Regions from separate parts of the Homo sapiens genome. Here region 2 is linked to region 1. The links are chromatin loops, found by intact Hi-C in ENCODE. Cell type or tissue: CD4-positive, alpha-beta T cell. All regions are shown on one strand. Each heading gives the region's core, and the rest is flanking DNA. Links, peaks and the distances in the headings are about the cores only.

Region 1 (2,917 bases), core at 144-2,643:
TTTGGGGAAAGAAATTTTTTATTTCATTTAATTTTGATTTTTGTTGCTAGTGACACTAATGATTGTTCCTGACTCAAATTTGTAAAACGTTTACCATTGGTGCCATGCAGTGGCACTTACAGCCTTGAAACGTTTTTGTGTATATCCTGTTTCTGCAAGTGGATTAATAAAGTAGGCCGAGTGGGGTGGCTCAGGCCTGTAATCCCAGCATTTTGGGAGGCTGAGGTGGAAGGATCGCTTGAGGTCAGGAGTTTGAGACTAGCCTGGCCAACATGGCGAATCCCTGACTCCACTAAATATACAAAAATTAACGGGGTGTGGTGGCCTGCACCTGTAACCCCAGCTAGTCAGGAGGCTGAGGCAGGAGAATCGCTTGAGCCCGGGAGGTGGAGGTTGCAGTGAGCTGAGATTGTGCCACTGCACTCCAACCTGGGCGACAGAGTGAGACTCTGTCTCAAAAAATAAAATTAAATAAAATAAGTAAGTAAAAATTTTAAAATTAAAAATAATACAGTGACCTGCAGTCAGGAATGGCCTCTCGGAGAGTCTTAAATGGAAGGGAGATCCCTGAAGCATCTAGCCCAATTCAGTCAATATCTGCTGGCTGTCATTTAACACAAAATGTATTAAGTATTTGAAAGTATATTTTTTAAAATTTAAAAAGTCTTAATATTCTCCTGTAGATTGAGTTATCCCACCCAAATGAAAACAACTCATAAAAACGAAGAAAAAAAATCAGTGCAAAGAAATTTTTAAAAATATTTTAAAAGGGTAGAAGTTATCTCTAATCTCAGGTACTCCAATTCTTTTTAAATGAAAGCATCTTCATCACTGATGATTCACATCTTGTAAAATTCCCCACAGAAGTGTGCATGGTCCATAGACACCCTTTTCTCAGGTGAGTGAAAGAGTTGAGAAGAGAGACCAGCGTGACAGTTCCACTGTGTTTGGCAAAGCCCCCCGCCGGTGTCCCTACCCACACACAGGCACTCCTCTACCCCTAGACAGAGATCTGGCCAAGCATAACCACCTACCTCCCTCTATCTGTAATTTAGGGAAACTGCTGCTGCCTCTCAACCCTGGCCCCGCAAAAGACTGCTTGCAGCAAATGCTTGAGAACATACTGGAAAAGGAATAAAAATCACCTCCCAGAGATAACCACTAATAATATTTCATAGAACTTTCCAAATACTGCACATGTGCACACACACATCCCATATTGGGGCTCACACCGCATATACAACGTGAAACAAAACTGGAATATAATAATAGTATCTGCCACCTAGGGATGCTGAACTTAAATGAGGTGATGCGTACAAAGTGTTCTAACAGCACCAGCACACAGAAAGATGTATGCAACTACGAATTGTCAGATTATACAGTTCCCCACAGTTCTCCATTCTCCATCTTACCTTTGAACTTTACATTTTGTCATGATCCTATGTTTTTAAATATCCCTTGAAAATATTGTTTTTGATGTCTATATAAGTAATATACTCTATTTTAAAAATATATCACTTTTTTTTTTTTAAGAGACAGAGTCTTGCTTTCTCACTCAGGCTGGAGCGGAGTGGCACAATCATAGCTCACTGCAGCCTTAAATTCCTGGGCTCAAGCAATCCCCCCGCTTCAGCTTCCGGAATAGCTGGGACTACAGGCGTACAGCACCACGCCCAGCTAATTTTTTCTTTTTCTTTTTTTTTTTTTTTTGAGACAGGGTCTCACCCAGGCTGGAGTGCAGTGGCATGATATCAGCTCAATGCAACCTCCGAATCCCGGGTTCAAGTGATTCTCCTACCTCAGTCTGCCGAGTAGCTGGGACTACAGGAACGCACCCCACCCTGGCTAATTTTTGTATTTTTTGTAGAGATGGTGTTACACCATGTTGGCCAGGCTAGTTTCAAACTCCTCACCTCAGGTGATCTGCTCACCTCAGCCTCCCAAAGTGCTGGGATTACAGGCATGAGTTACCATGCCCCACCTAATTTTAAAAAATATGTTGTAGAGACTGGGTCTCGTTATGTTGCCCAGACAGGTTTCAAACTCCTGGCCTCAAGAGATCCTCCTGCCTCAGCCTCCCAAAGTGCTGGGATTACAGGCATGAGCCACCAGCTTAAATATGCCACAATTTATTTATCATTTTTGCCTGTTGCTGGACATTCAGGTTGTTTCTTATTTATAACTATTATAAATAATACTGTGCTGCTGCATTCAAAATTTTGATCACATCCCTGGTTATTTTCTTAGGATGGATTTCTAATATAGAATTTCTAAAATGAGAGGGTATATACATTGTTTAATATGTATATTACCACACTGCTCTCCAATTTTATTCTCATCAGTCCTGTGTGAGAGCAGCCCTCTCACTACACCGTGACTGTGTTTTAGTATTACCTTTCTTTCTCTTTTGCGATTTGGGGAAAGAAATTTTTATTTCATTTAATTTTGATTTTTATTACTAGTGAGACTAAACTTTTATCATATTGGTCATGTGCATTTTTTCTTTGACAAAAATTGTATATATTAATTGTATATGGTATATAATGTGATGTTTTGATGTATACACACACACACACACACACACACACACACACACGTCAAAATGATTAAATCAAACTGTTTAACATATCCAAACATCATTTTTTTGGTGAGAACATTTTTGGTGAGCAATTTTTAAGTACACAATACAGTATTAACTACAGTCACCACGCTGTACAATAGATCCCCAGAACTTACACCTGTCTACCTGAAACTTTGTACCTTTTGACCAACTTCTGCCCATCCCCTCCCCTCCACCCCCACCCCTGCTACTTCCCAGAGTCCCTGGCAACTACCATTCTATTCTCTGCTTGACATTTTTTTTTAATTTGACTTTTTTAGATTCCACACCTAAGTGAGACTATGCAGCATTTGTCTT
Region 2 (2,917 bases), core at 94-2,593, 65 kb before region 1:
TAATACATGGAAGACCTAAATGTTAAAATAGAAACCTCTCTATAATCAGTTTAGCAAAGGATTTCCTTGAGGTCAGACTGCTGGAATAGCCCTGGACAGAAGTGCTTGGGAGAAGGGAGTGGAGCCCAGAGCACGTGGGAGCATGGAGAAAGAGGGAGATCTAGGTGGCCCACTGTAGCAGCACTGTGAGTACTCAGGGGCTGTCTGAAAGGGAAAATGCCCACAGAGGGCAAGGGGCCAGGCAATCAACCTGTGACTACCGTACTAATGCGTTCGAGAGTGGCCCAGCGATTTCGGAGCTGAGGGAGCAAAGCAGCCAATGAAAAACTGCAATGGAGGAGATGCCCCCTCCAATCCCCTCATGCCTACACCTCACTGAAACAATTAAAAATACCTAGATGAGGAGAAGGACTGAAGAGAGAGTATATCAGTGAGTGTGATATAGGCCTGTTCAGTCGAGATCCCTTGAAGCCAGTTTAATTCACAGGAAACCAACGGTACCCCTGAAGGGGACCCTCCCTCCCATGGTGCCAGCAGCAAGCCCAGGGACTCCAACCCTGCAGTGTGAATCTTTGTCCTGAGTTTGCACCATTCTTGGCATTCTGAATACATTTTTCTTGGGTGACCATGACTCCCCCTTTGGAAGGATCTCTGGGAACATCAAAGTTGCTCCTGGGATGGAACTGAAGGCCAGCTCCTCCCTTAGCTCTCTAGCATGAGGCCTTCCTCTGTGACAGGCCCCTAGTCCGTAGTCCATAGTCCCCAGCATGCCTGCCACTGGCTGAGCCTTGAAATACACTCTGCATAAAGAAGAGAGGAGCATTTGAATAACATTCATTCGGATTTGCATCCCGAATAGATTGCACCCATCTTTAGGAGCCGCTCAGGTGTTTTCAAACAACCTTTTTATTCAAAGAAAAGAATGAGAGAGGGGGAAAGCACCTGCTAATGTCCCCATTCTTTCTGTTCTTGTTCTAGTTGCTCAAGGAGCCCCCGTGTTAGAAAATGCAGTGGTGTCACCTCCAGACTTCCACCCGCAGGGGAGCAAGGGGTGGGTGAGTTGAAGGCTGTCGTCAGCATGTCCTGCCTGTGGCTTCTGAAGGTGACTGGTGAGTCATGGCTGGTGTTCACAGTAGCAACCCTGGTCTAACCCCACAGGAAATAGGTCAACTTCTCTAACCAAATGACTCTTTCAGATCTTTCTGAAGCTGCAGAGATCACACCTCCCTCCACCAATGTGCCCCATATCCCCACTCCCTTTGTTTTGACACTAGCACTCACTAAGATGATAAAGGGTGTCCACAAAGCCTCTCTGGTGAAGTCCAACCTTCCTCACCTCCCTGGCGCTCAGAAACTTGGCTCAGACAGACATGTGGTATTAAGGGTGGTCATCACTCCTAGAAGGAGGCCCCCCTGCCCATGCCCCCACTTATTAGCAACATCAGGGTTAGGACTCACTTGGCAGTGTAGACCCGCTCAAAGGCAAGTGTTCCGGTCCTCTGGAAGCTCCTCCCATTCTGGGTCCTGCTTTCGTGCTCCACTTTATGGGCAAAGAATCCTGCCAAGGGAAAAGGTTTGCATCTGGTTCATTGTGGGCATGTTCAGGAGCCTGTTACTTCCTTGTTTTACTAGAATGTTAAATGCCTCCTTGACTTGACCTCCAAGCAACCCTAAATGTCCTCCATCAACTGTCATTTAGCAGAAACGTACTCAGCAGCTGCTCTCTACTGAACACTGTGTTTGGTGTTAGAAACACAGTCATGAGCAAGGCACGGCCCCCACTTTCTAGGATCTTACAGTCTAAAGGAATAGACAAACAAGGAAAGCAGACATTCCACACAGCAAAGTGAGTCATGCCAAGATGAGATTGAGTACATGGTGCTTTCAGGGTCAAAGGAGGCAACTTAATTCCATGTTGAGTCACAGAAGGATTCCTTGAGGGAATGACATCTAAGATAAAATCTGAAGAACAAGTAGAAATTAGCCAAGCAGACGGAGGGAGAGGGGCCGCTCTAAGCTAAGAGAACAAAATATGCAAAGGTTCAGGGTAAAGAACTGTCTGTGGTTCAGAATGTTCAGCCAAGGAGGGGGAATGGAGGGCACTGGGGAGGGAATGGGATTTGGTAGAACCACAGACAAGGCCAAAGAGGGAGGTGATGAATCATTCTTTCAATGACATGTATCTATGACCATTTGCCACATGCCAGACATTTAGCTTGCATCCAAGAACAAAACAAAGAGCCTTGGTTTGAGGAACTGATGCTCTGGTGAGGACAGCAGAGGAGGAGACAGATCATCCACATTAAGCAAAATACATAAATTAAAATGATATGGTGTGCTGAGCTATGGGCGAAAGAAGAGCATGGTAAGGGGCCGTTTGAGGCATGCAAGAAGGTGGGGTCGTGAGCCTCAATGAGAAAGAAATAACTGAGCCAGGTCTTCAAGAAGATGACCATTGAGATTTGCCCCTGGGGCCTAGCAGGGTGACTGTGACCTTGCTGAGAGCCGTGTGAAGAAATTCAGAACTTAGTTCCGTCTGAGAGCAACAAGGAATTACTGACAGGTTTAAGCAGAGGAATGTTGTCATCAGAAAGCCACCCTGTCTTTAGTGTGGCAGGAACTTAGCAGAATCAGATCCAGGATAGGGGGATAAGATAGGAATTGACTGGGGTGGTGGCGGTGGGGGTGTCAGAGATGCCAAGGAGACACAGTCTGGAGGGTTTGACTATAGATTGGATGATGGGGGGTGGGGGGGGGGCGGTGAAGGTCTCTCTGCCCCCTCTCCCCTTCTATTTTATTCCTTTACTCCTTTTTCAAGAGTGAAAAAAGGGATACATGTGATTGTCAGGGATCCAACCACAGGGTTCCTTTTCATCAATTTCATATTATCCTCCTCAAAAAGACATTAAAGGGGTGC

What was found. Hi-C counts contacts between places; a loop is a spot of excess contacts. Peaks named below come from ENCODE experiments on the same cell type or tissue, not always from the same donor. Only the 100,000 strongest peaks of a DNase experiment are listed, where the experiment ranks them.
Region 2: a loop joins it to region 1, with 6 times the contacts of the local background. A loop is called at or near these places in 23 of 110 quality-filtered maps.

What each region holds. Positions count from the first base shown.
Region 1 is chr13:30,678,072-30,680,988 of GRCh38, reverse strand. No RefSeq gene overlaps it. Among named protein-coding and RNA genes, the nearest start is that of TRN-GTT2-4, 5.5 kb to the right of the region's middle. In CD4-positive, alpha-beta T cell, for the core only: a CTCF peak has its summit at 1,096; a DNase peak (open chromatin) is centred at 1,028.
Region 2 is chr13:30,742,701-30,745,617 of GRCh38, reverse strand. ALOX5AP (arachidonate 5-lipoxygenase activating protein) reads right to left here. Exons shown (of 5, transcript NM_001629.4): 2 at 1,459-1,558. LOC124903146 (a long non-coding RNA gene) reads left to right here. Exons shown (of 3, transcript XR_007063743.1): 2 at 979-1,109. Among named protein-coding and RNA genes, the nearest start is that of ALOX5AP, 8.6 kb to the right of the region's middle. RefSeq lists a silencer at 1,170-1,239 and an enhancer at 744-1,943. In CD4-positive, alpha-beta T cell, for the core only: no CTCF peak of the experiment used is centred there; DNase peaks (open chromatin) are centred at 1,097, 1,777, 2,197 and 2,507; H3K27ac peaks cover 450 bases.